2 separate regions of the Homo sapiens genome follow, and region 1 is linked to region 2. The links are chromatin contacts, found by Hi-C or POLR2A ChIA-PET in ENCODE. All regions are on one chromosome and are shown on one strand. The core of a region is the stretch at or near the end of the contact, and the rest is flanking DNA. Distances in the headings are between cores, read along the strand shown. Region 1 holds the start of MRPL35 (mitochondrial ribosomal protein L35). Region 2 holds the start of LOC105374843 (a long non-coding RNA gene).

What was found. A loop is a pair of places that touch in the nucleus more often than their neighbours do. ChIA-PET counts read pairs that join two places held with the same protein, here RNA polymerase II (POLR2A). Pooled maps may share reads with other maps.
Region 1: a loop to region 2 is called in a map with no recorded cell type, with 4 times the contacts of the local background. The contact joins the promoter of MRPL35 here to the enhancer-like site in region 2. A Hi-C loop is called at or near these places in 7 of 37 single-sample maps with no recorded cell type and 8 of 50 pooled maps. POLR2A ChIA-PET finds 5 or more read pairs at or near these places in 1 of 52 experiments (A673).

The regions. Positions count from the first base shown.
Region 1 is chr2:86,196,265-86,201,570 of GRCh38, forward strand. MRPL35 (mitochondrial ribosomal protein L35) reads left to right here and starts at 3,193. Exons shown (of 4, transcript NM_016622.4): 1 at 3,193-3,269. The coding sequence starts at 3,227. RefSeq lists an enhancer at 3,012-3,281.
Region 2 is chr2:85,993,718-85,999,681 of GRCh38, forward strand. It overlaps LOC105374843 (a long non-coding RNA gene), which reads right to left and starts at 4,361. Exons shown (of 3, transcript XR_940318.3): 1 at 4,254-4,361; 2 at 3,714-3,924. RefSeq lists a cis regulatory region at 161-674 and enhancers at 415-604, 645-824. Within about 2 kb of position 1,259, at least 20 of the 41 ENCODE cell types and tissues checked have a DNase peak (open chromatin) inside an H3K27ac peak, as active enhancers do.

The DNA.
Region 1 (5,306 bases), core at 1,943-4,442, 200 kb after region 2:
AGAAAAATAAACAAACAAAAAATTTAAAAAGAAAAGTAGGGCCAGGAGCTATGACTCACGCCTGTAATCCCAGCACTTTGGGAGGCCAAGGCGGGTGGATCGCCTGAGGTCAGGAATTCGAGACCAGCCTGGCCAAAATAGTGAAACCCCGTCTTTACTAAAAATACAAAAAATTAGCTGGGCATGGTGGCGGGTGCCTGTAATCCCAGCTACTCGGGAGGCTGAGGCAGGAGAATTGCTTGAGCCCGGGAGGCGGAGGTTGCAGTGAGCCGAGATCACGCCATTGCACTCCAGCCTGGGCAACAAGAGCGAAACTCTGTCTCAAAAAACAAAAGTATTCCATTGATTCTGTAATCAAAATAAAACACGTTAAATATTAAGCATGGTATTAATACTCCATGTATACTCCAGAATTAATATGTTCGTATTAATACTATTAGCATCTTATTGCAATATCGTGGAAACTAACTTTTCTATCTTCTATTGGATTTGCAAAGTATTCCAAGTCTTAACTGGGTAATTTATTACAATATGTATTCTCTCTAGAGGTAGACTGCGCTATGACTTGTAGCATGGAGAGATGGACTTGAAAATTATCTGAAAGCAATAGTTATGTTTGTATATGTTCTATGTTCTATGGTTTTTAGGGGACTACAGTAATTACATATGTTTCATATCTCTTTCACTTAGCTTCCAGAGCAGTCTCCCGTTTTCTTTAGTAATTTTAGCAATTGAATTGCTGCCTCCCTGCCCACTGCTGTCATGCCCAGTGGTGCCGGTGTGATGACTTTTCTAACACCCTTGTCTTTGAACTTCTTAATGCCAGTGAACGCTTTCATCCTGCTTCAGTCATGTGGTGCCCGTGTGATGACTTTTCTAACACCCTTGGCTTTGAATTTGTCAATGCCAGTGAATGTTTTCATCCTGCTTCAGTCATGTACGTCACAGCCACAACTTGCGCCTGAACATCATTAGCAACCTCTCTAGCTTCAAGATCTCAAACCTCAAAATTAGCCTCCCAACCCCTCATAACCTACGTGGAGAGTCCTCACTCTCCACTTGGAAGTTGTCAATATTTTTGCTTTAAAATGTTATCAGGCAGGCCAGGCGCTGTGGCTCACACCTGTAATCCCAGCACTTTGGGAGGCTGACGCGGGCGGATCACCTGAGGTCAGGAATTCGAGACCAGCCTGGCCAACATGGTGAAACCCCGTCTCTACTAAAAATACAAAAATTAGCTAGGCTTGGTGGTGCGCGCCTGTAATCCCAGCTATGTGGGAAGCTGAAGAAGGAGAATCACTTGAACCTGGGAAGCAGAGGTTGCAGTGAGCCAAGATCACACCACTGCACTCCAGCCTGGGGGACAAAGCGAAACTCCGTCTCAAAAAAAAAAAATTTGTTACCAGGGGCTGGGTGTGGTGGCTCATATCCCGGCATTTTGGCAGACTGAGGTGGGAGGATCACTTGAGCCCAGGAGTTTGAGACCTGCCTGAGCAAAAGAGTGAGACCTCTCCCAGCACTTTGGGAGGCCGAGGCGGGCGGATCATGAGGTCGGGAGATCGAGACCATCCTGGCTAACACGGTGAAACCCCGTCTCTACTAAAAAAAATAATAATAATACAAAAAATTAGCTGGGTGTGGTGGCAGGCACCTGTAGTCCCAGCTACTTGGGAGGCTGAGGCGGAGAATGGTGTGAACCCGGGAGGCGGAGCTTGCAGAGAGCCAAGATCGCACCACTGCACTCCAGCCTGGGCAACAGAGCGAGAGTCTGTCTCCAAAAAAAAAAAAAAAAAAAAAAAAAAAAAAAAAAGTGAAACCTCATCTCTATAAACAATTTTTTTAAATTAGCAGGGGATGATTGTGCATGCCTGTGGTGCCAGCTACTTGGAAGGCTGTGGTGGGAGGATCCCTTGAGCTCAGGAATTCCAGGCTGCAGTGATTGCACCACTGCACTCAGACCCTGTCTCTAAAAAACAAAATTTAAATCAAGTCACTCACTTGTTCAAAAATGTGCAGTGAGGCCAGGCTCAGTGGCTCACACCTGTAATCCCAGCACTTTGGGAGGCCAAGGTGGGAGACCTGTTTGATTCCATACCAAATAATTGAGACCACCCTGGGCAACATAGTGAGACCTAGGTCTCTACAAAAAATTTAAAAATTAGCCAGGTGTGTGCCTGTAGTCTCAGCTACTCAGGAGGCTTAGGTGGGAGGATTGCTTGAGCCTAGGAGGTCGAGGCTGCAGTGAGCTGTGATCGCACCACTGCACTCAAGCCTTCGCAACAGACCAAGACCTAGTCTCAAAAAAAAAAAAAAGTGCGCAATGACTCCCGTTGCCAATTCAAAGAGCTTTTATGAATGTTTCAATATACTTGTCTAGCGTATGTGCCTGTTTTTGGACTCAAAGTGGCCACCATAGGTGGGAGATCAAGTTGGCAACAATAGTGTTCCAAGGTAATACACCCTATATCTTGCTCTGTACCCCAGGCTGGAGTGCGGTGGCTCAATCTTGGCTTGCTGCAACAACCGCCTCCCAAGTTCAAGCGATTCTCCTGCCTCAGCCTCCCGAATAGCTGGAACTACAGGCGCGCGCCACCACGCCCGGCTAATTTTTTGTACCCCTTAGTAGAGACGGGGTTTCACCCTGTTAGCCAGGATGGTCTCAATCTCCTGACCTCGTGATCTGCCCGCCTCGGCCGCCCAAAGTGCTGGGATTACAGGCGTGAGCCACCGCGCCCGGCAAGAATTTTTTTTTTTTTTTTGAGATGGAGTTTCGCTCTTTCGCCCAGACTGGAGTTCAGTGGCACGATCTCTGCTCACTGCAACCTCCGCCTTCCGGTTTCAAGCGATTCTCCTGCCTCAGCCTCCCAAGCCCGGCTACTTTTTGTATTTTTAGTACAGACGGGGGTTTCATCATGTTGGCCAGGCTGGTCTCGAACTCCTGACCTTGTGATCCGCCCGCCGCGGCCTCCCAAAGTGCTGGGATTACAGGCGTGAGCCACCGTGCCCGGCCCCAAGAATTTTTTTTAATAAGAAATTTTGTAGAACCTTCTATAGGCAGTCGTTTTACAGCGGCGAAGAACGGAACCCGGCAGATGACATTGAATAAATGTTGAGTGGACAACTTTGTTCTTTTCCTCTTCCTTGACTCCGCCTCCTTGCTTTCCCTTCATTCTCTTTTGCTCTTGTGCTTTTAAACCCAAAGCGGCCGCCGTAGGCGAAGGTGAAGATGGCTGCCTCTGCCTTTGCTGGTGCAGTGAGAGCAGCTTCAGGTCAGTGGAGAGCGACATACTCCATGCATGCCTTCACAGAAGGGGAAACTGGTGCGGGATGGAATGGGCGTTTAGACTGGAGGTTAACAAGCAAAAAGGGTCATTATTTAAGTTAAGAAGGTTGCGCCCAATTTTCTCTGGGGCGGTGTGACCGGCAGCCCGTACCAAGTCCCCCGACTCGGACTCACGCGGGCCTGTGTGTCACGCATTTGCCGCTTCCTTACCAGCTTTTTTTCCCTAGAAAAGAAGCCAGAGAAACTGGAACGGAGGGGGCGAGGGAAACCAAAAAGTCTCACCTAACTTTCTGATTTAGAGGCTACGACCTGCCATTCACGACCTTTAACCTTGAGAATTAATGTCTCCTAACTTAAGATTCTACACCTCTAAAATGGGGGTCATAACCACCTACCTGGGGATTAAATGAGATAATGCACGTAAAGCGTTTTGGGCAGTGCCTGACACATGGTAAGCTTGAAGGCTAATTTAATTTTTAACTACAGCCCCCGGCACAAGGGCTGGTATGAGGACTTCTTGACTGAGAGATAGCAGAAGTAAAGGCGACTAAATTAAGTTGCCGTGACGTTAAGTACTTTTTGCAAAAAGTTAAAAATCATCCAAATACCATAGGATGCTCAGTAAGTTACTTTCACACAAAATATATTGTTAGGATAACATTTTGTGGGAGAATATACGAGATCAGTCAAGAAAATGCAGCGATGTAAATTTTACCGTTAGAGAAAAGCTTTTTTTATGTGGAGTATTTTTTGTGTTCGCGAAATATAATACATATGAAGAAAATTTTATATAGTATGCATGAATGATTTAACAGTTCTAAAGCAAACACCTGTTTAACACTCAGGTCAAAACAGTGCACTACCAGAAGCCTCCTCTCCCCTATGTATCAAAATTCTCTACTTCCCCCCCAGATATAAACACTGTTCTCATTTTTATAGTTACTATTAGGTTGCCTATTTTTCCTATAGTAGTTTTAGCATCCATATGTGCATCTCAAGAACATAGTTTTGCCTGGTTTTGAACTTCACATGAATTGGTTCATACAGTATATACGCTTTAGTATCTTCTTTTACATTGTGAGATTCATTCATTCATTTTGCGTAGCTGTAATGCTTTCTCATTGCTATATAATTCTTTTTTTTTTTTTGAGACGGAGTTTCTCTCTTGTTGCCCAGGCTGGAGTGCAATGGCACGATCTGGGCTCACTGCAACCTCCTCCTCCCAGGTTTAAGTGATTCCCTTGGAGTAGCTGGGATTACAGGCATGCGCCACCACGCCCAGCTAATTTTGTATTTTTAGTAGAGTTGGGGTTTCTCCATGTTGGTCAGGCTAGTCTGGAACTCCTGACCTCAGGTGATCCGCCCGCCTCGACCTCCCAAAGTGCTGGGATTACGGGTGTGAGCCACCCTGCCCGGCCTGCTGTATAATATTATATGACTGTGCCACAATTCTCCATTTCCAGTTTGGGGCAATTATGTACAAAGCTGATTGATCTCATCCTGGCGCATGAGTCCAATTGTTTCTGAGGATGTGGGTATGTGTGAAAATCGCTGTGGAATTGCCTGGTCAGAGAATATGTATATATTCAGCATTGCCTGATATTGCCAAACTGTTGAGGCCCCACATCCTCACCAACACCTGATATTGATATTGTCAATAGATATTGTCAGACCTACAAATTTTTGTTAATCTGGTGGCTTTGTAATGGTATCTCATTGAGATTTAAATAAGCATTTCTCTGATTAATAACAAGCTATAGTGTGTTTCACATTTTTATTGGCCTTTTGAATTTCCTTTATGAAATATCCACTTAAATATTTTGCCCATTTTCCTATTGGATTGTTTGTCTTATTTATTTAGAGTATTTTTTGTTTTGTTTTTGTTTTTCATTTGTGTGTGTCCTTTAGCTTCTCCCACTCAGGCTTGTCTTTTTTACATTATTTTGGAGTGCCCTTTGACGAAAAGTTGTTTTTCATCTACTTGAATTTATAGTTCTTGTAATTTTTAAATAGATGATGTAGG
Region 2 (5,964 bases), core at 9-2,508:
CTGAGGGGCTGGGCGTGGTGGCTCACGCCTGTAATTACAGCACTTTGGGAGGCCATGGTAGATTAATCAGTTGATGTCAGTAGTTCCAGACCAGCCTGACAAACATGGTGAAACCCTATCTCTACTAAAAATACAAAAATTAGCTGGGCATGGTGGAGGGCACCTGTAATCCCAGATATTGGGAAGCTAAGGCAGGAAAATCACTTGAACCCAGGAGGCAGAGGTTGCAGTGAGCCCAGATCGCGCCACTGCACTCCATCCTGCGTGACAGAGCAAGACTCCATCTCAAAAAAAAAAAGTAAGCTGAGGGCTCAAGGGCCACACAGGTCTTCAAGAGGCCCAGCCCGGGATCCGCACACCCGAGAACCCTGTGCTGAGTCAGGATCCCCTTCTGTGGACACAAGATAGGAGTGGTGCTGTCAAGAGGAAGTTCTAAAAATAGACCCTAACATGTAGGGCAGAATATTAGTGGTTCTGAGAACTAGCAGAATCAGAGGCAGAAATGAGACATGTGACCAAAATGAAACCCCACAGCCCAAAGGGTATCTCCCTGGCTCCCCTGGGCCCTCTAGAAAAACTAGCAAAAAACTAGAAAAGCTAGTAAAACTCTTATCATTGGAGCCAGTGGCATTATTGGCCTCTATCCCCACTAAAATGTGAGTAACTTCAAAAGAAAATGCTCTTTTTTTCTTCCTCCAAAAACTTAAAGTGTAACATGTATAAAGAGAATGCATCTTTTTTTTTTTTTTTTTAAGACAGAGTCTTGCTCTGTTGCCCAGACTAGCATGCAGTGGCACAATCACAGCTCACTGCAGCCTCGACCTCCTGGGCTCAATCGATCCTCCCACCTCAGCCTCCTGAGTAGCTGGGACTACTTCCCTAGGGGTCCTAAGGAACCCACCCAGGGGTGTGCTGGGCAGTGTGTAACCACAGCTCTCTGAAAACAAAAGCCCTTAAATCCCTGATGGGTAGAATTGCCAGTTCTCATGGTGTCCCTACTCCCACCATGGTGACCAACATGAAGGTGTGGACGTGGAACTGTGAGGAGAGGAGCATGGTCAGCTTTTTTGAGCTGGTATGAGCTAGCTTCAGCACATCACTGCATCCCCCAGATGTGAAATCTGAGGAGTAAATATCCAGGAATTCAGAGAAATCCTGGGAAATTGGGCACGTCTTTCCTTTCTCAATAGTTCCCCAAAAGATGAGAGGAGCATCCCTGGCTGCAAATCAGGTAAGTTCCTCTCAGGGTGCAGCTGACCCTGATTCCCACCTTGAGTCCCTTTTGCAATGGGGAGGAAGTGAGAGCAGTGGCTCTACCCAAACCAAAGCTTGGGGGTGTCGCACCTTGGGTGGGACTGGCTCCACAGTGTACCAGCTGTGTGACCCCGGCTGAGTCTCCCTGACCTCCGGTTGTTTCTCTGCAGAATGAGTGGGCACAAGGAGGATGAAGAGGGCTCGGGGCACCGCCTGGCATGGATGATGCCATCTGTCAAGGAGAGTCACTGGTAGTGTTTGAGTCCTTAAGCGCACTCACTCCAGGGGAAATGGTGAAGTGGATGGCCATTGTCCTGGGAATCTTTGGGACTGTACATGACGATCATTGGGGCTCTTTTGTTTTTCTAGCCCATCAATGACTGACTTCAGACCCAGCAGAATAAGAAAGCCTTAAACTAGTAGCTTTATGTTCTTTTTCTGGATCTTCCTCTAAATTCTGCAAAGTAAGTGGCAGTGATCCATTTTATAGATGAAGAAACTAAGGCCCAGAGAGGCAATATCATGTCTGGCCTTGCTTCTCTGTGACTTATTTGACTTCTTCCTTTGGAGACCCTGAGAGCCAGGCAAACGTTCTCTAGGACAGACAGGCAGGAAGGTCAGAGGTGGGGGTGGAGGCACTGCTTCCACCCCACCCCCTGCAGAAGAGGCAGGAGTCAGCTGGGACAGAAGGGGCAGACCTGTGAGAGGCCTAATTACGCATCCTCTTTCCTGCCCTCCCTGTGGCATCTTTCCTGTTCCTTGGGAAACACTCTAAGATGGACATAGGTGGGCAGACAGTTTATTGTGTGCCCTGGAGTCAGGACACACAAGGAGAAGGAGGGAGTGGCGGTGGGAGAAACTGGGCTGTGATACAGTCCCAACAAAGACCTTGGCCAAGCCCTGGAGGAGCGCTGGAGCTGGGCTGGACGCTGACAGCTGCCCTGAGTTGGGACAAGAGTACCTGGCCTTTATGCCTTTATATTGACCAGTCATTGGATTTGGGCTGAATTGCTCCCAAAGAGGGCTTAGCTGAGGGACAACCACTGGGGTGCAGGCCCTTCAGTCCTGGAGGAGTCTGGGTAGCACCATGCCTAGTCCAAGTGGAACCGGTGTCTCCACGAGAGGCAATTTCCCTCTGAGTCTTGGAGGCCACATTCCTGAGAGAGAGAGTGTCATGACCCCACTCACTTGTCTGACCCAAGCTACCCAGGTCAAGGGGCACTGGCCAACCCATGGATTGACCAGTGTTTAGGTGAGGCATGCAAGAGTCTCCAAGCTAAATTAATTAATAAATTTAGAGACAAGGTCTCACTCTGTCACCCCGGCTGAGTCTTGTCATTCCTACAGGTGAATTGGTAGAGGAGGGACACAACCTGTTGGCTTCAGTGTGGGAAAAAGGTACAAAGAGGGCATGTGTCACCTGTCTGCCTCCCTCTCCCAGGTGAGCAGCTCCTGAGGAACGCATGCCTGGATTCGGGATCTCATATAGTGTCTGCCCTGGGAAGGCCCCCAACAGCTCCACCCTTTCCTGAAGAAGAGGAAGGAGGTGGGTATCTTTGGAGGCCCCAGTCCCATCTCATAGCACAGTACACAGGGGCATCTGCAGGACTAGAGGGACGGCTCCCCTGCCTCGCACCCCCTCCTCCCCACCCCATGAGAGAGGTGGGGCTCAAGAACCCCCACACAATGTCTTCATTGACACTTGTGGCCAAGTCAGCTTCTGGGTGCCATGGAAACCTCTCTTGGGAGCCCTGAGGGAAAGCAACAGCCCAGCCCTCCCACACTAAGCTCATTGTCCCCTGAGCAGTGAGAGCAGCCCCTTATCAGCCCCTTCCCAGGCCTGCAGATCCTGGCTTCCACCCCATCAGCAACATGAGCTTTCCTCTTGCCGGCCAGGCCTGGGGAGCTGGAGGGGTCTCATCAGTCACAGAATCCACCACCTGGGATCCTGTACTCCTTGGCCCCTTCCTTATTCCCCATGAAATCAAAGGCAGCCCCAGTAGTGAGGCAAGAGAGCTCATTTTTTAGTTGCACTAAAAATTTTTTTAGTGCTCATTTTTTAGCCCATTTTTTAGTTGTGCTGAGCCTTGAGAGTGGAGGGGGCACCAGGCAGAGAGAGGCCCCTCCCTCTGTTTGGGGCATACTTATGCCCTGAGCCAGCCACAGTGTCCCTCAGGCCTGCAGGAAGAAGGCCAGGCTCTGGAATAAATCCATCTGGGCCACCCCATGCCTGGTTCTGGCTTCAGGCTCCACTCATTCTTTTCTCCTCCCCCAAGTCCTGGAAACTTCCCCAGAAGTCCCTCCCCTGCCAGTCCCTCCCTTCCTTCTACCTCCCATGTCTCCTTGGGCCAAGGCCCATCTGCACAGATCCTGGCAGAATAAAGTCAGAGAATGTCAGGGCCAGAAGAGGCCTGAGAAATCAGAGCCCCGCATCTCTCTGCCATTCCATCCCCACTTACCATTTTATAGAGGAGAAGCTGAAGCTGGGTATGAGGAGGGACTTGCCCAAGATCACAAGCCAGGGCCTTCCCCTCCATTGGGCACCATTTCACCGGCCTCATGGGCTGCTTCTCCCTGCTCTGACCCAGAACTTGATCATCACAAACCAGGAGTATGCCAGGTCTTTGGAAGCAGTAAAACCTATAGAGATTGGAAGGCCCCGACCCAACCCTACCCAAAGTAGGGGTGTCAGCAACTAGAAAGAAGAAGGGCTCAGGATTACAGCACCTCCTCCCTTCAGCTGTCTGTCACCCAGGTGTCCCCATAACGACTCCCTCCACAGATACCCAGATGGCCAACAAGGGCAGCTCCCTTGAAACAAATGTCCCCCGAACTCCTCAGCCCCAGGAGGGAGGGGCCGTTGGGATGGGCAGCCCAGAGAGCCTGGGCTTTGCACCCAGAGCTAAGCGAGCTCAAATCCCAACTGGGCCACCTGGGACAGGTTATGCAGCCTCCCTATCACCCTCTGTAGAAGGAGAATCACAAAAAATTCTACCCACCTTATAGGGTTGCTGTAAGGATTTTGCAAGATATTGGATAGAAAGTTTCACACAACACTGGGCACAGAGAACACAGAGTGAACAGATGGTGTTGCTGTTCTCATCTATGACGACCTTTTACCCTTAGAACTCTGGGCACCAAGTTAGGGGTGGGGTGCCGGGTGGGGAGGAGTGCCAGGGAGCCAAGGGGAGGCCCTTAAGTGACGCTCAGAGAGGTCCTGACCTTCCCCAAAGCAGGAGTCCTTGGCCCAAGGGAGAATGAGTTTCGGACAGCCATGTGGCCCCCAGTAAGGGGCCCCCTAACATTCCATTTGGGCTTTAACAGGGGGTGGCCTGGAATGTCCAAGAAAAACAATCTGGTTATTCTGAGTGAAATTACAGCCTGGCTAAGGCAGGCTGGGTCTGCTTTAAATTAAACATAGCATTTCTGAGATTCTTTTCATCTCCTTGCCACTGCGGGTTAGCGGAGACATTACCTCACCTCACCTTCCACTCTGAGGTGGGAGGCCGACAGGGTGTGGGCCTGGGGGTGGGGACGAGAGAGGGAGGCCGGAGAGCCCACCAAGGGGGGCCAGGGGTCCCTCCTCACTCCAAGAGCTCAGGCTCTCACTGGGGCTGGGAGCAGTGGCTGTGTGGGGAAGAGGCGCACCCATGCACAGCCCACTCCATCCTTGGCATTTAGCAAAGGAATGACAGCACTTTCAAATACACTGCTTTCCTAGGAGCCCTTGGGGAAACTGGGTTGCGGTTTCACAGGTCCAAGGTCAGTCCCTTTCTTGCTCCCTGTCCCACACTTAGGTGCTGGGTGGCCGCGCCTGCGAGCTCCTCAGAACTCCAGGGTGTTTTCGCTCAAAAACAGATGGAGACACCAGTTTCCTCACTGAGTGGTTTTGGTTGGGGGTGGAGTTCCCTCCTGGCTTTGGAAGTTGCTTTTGGCCAGCTTTGCCTGCCTGTGGAGTCCTAGAAAATTCCACAGTGCTGCAGTCGGGTAGACCCGAGTGTGAGTCCCGCCTCCCAGGATAAGGTTCACCTTATCTTACTCAGATCCTGAATCCCCTCTTCTTTAACATGGGGAAGGAGACAGGGTTATGGGTTAGATGAAATTAAGCATGTTTGAGGTTCTTGTTTTAGATGAAGTACACCCAAAATTCTTTGGTTATAAGTTTCTATGAAACTTGAGGAAGTTTCTATTTCTTATAACCAAAGAATGTTGGGTATACTTGAAACTTGAAACTTTGGGTATACTAGAAACTTGAGGAAGTTTCTATTTCTGCCTTGTGTAAAACGGAAATTTTTTTTTTTTTCTGAAATCAGGGTACTCTCATGGAAACAGGCTGCAAAACCTCTCAGAGAATTGGAATCAGGAATTAGGAAAGGGATTTGCAGTTTCTCTCCCTCTGTCTCTGCCTGTTCTCGGGTATTTGCTTCCCTCAGGGCCTCAGTGGTAGGCTCCTGTCTGTACAAACCATTTACTCAGAGCCCCAGCCTTGGCCTGACATCATTTCCTCACGCTGGGTCCATGGTTAGAGCTCAGTGAAAGACAGCAGGTTTCTGTTGTGCTGCTTGGTTTTGCACATCAATATTAGCATGCTGAAGATTTCGTTTGTCCCTCCAGACCCACTCGCTCTCCTTTCTTCTCCACCTTGCCCTGATCCTGGGACTGGCCTGTAGGAACCACGTCAACTGAGCTCCCGCACCTTCTGGGTTCTGG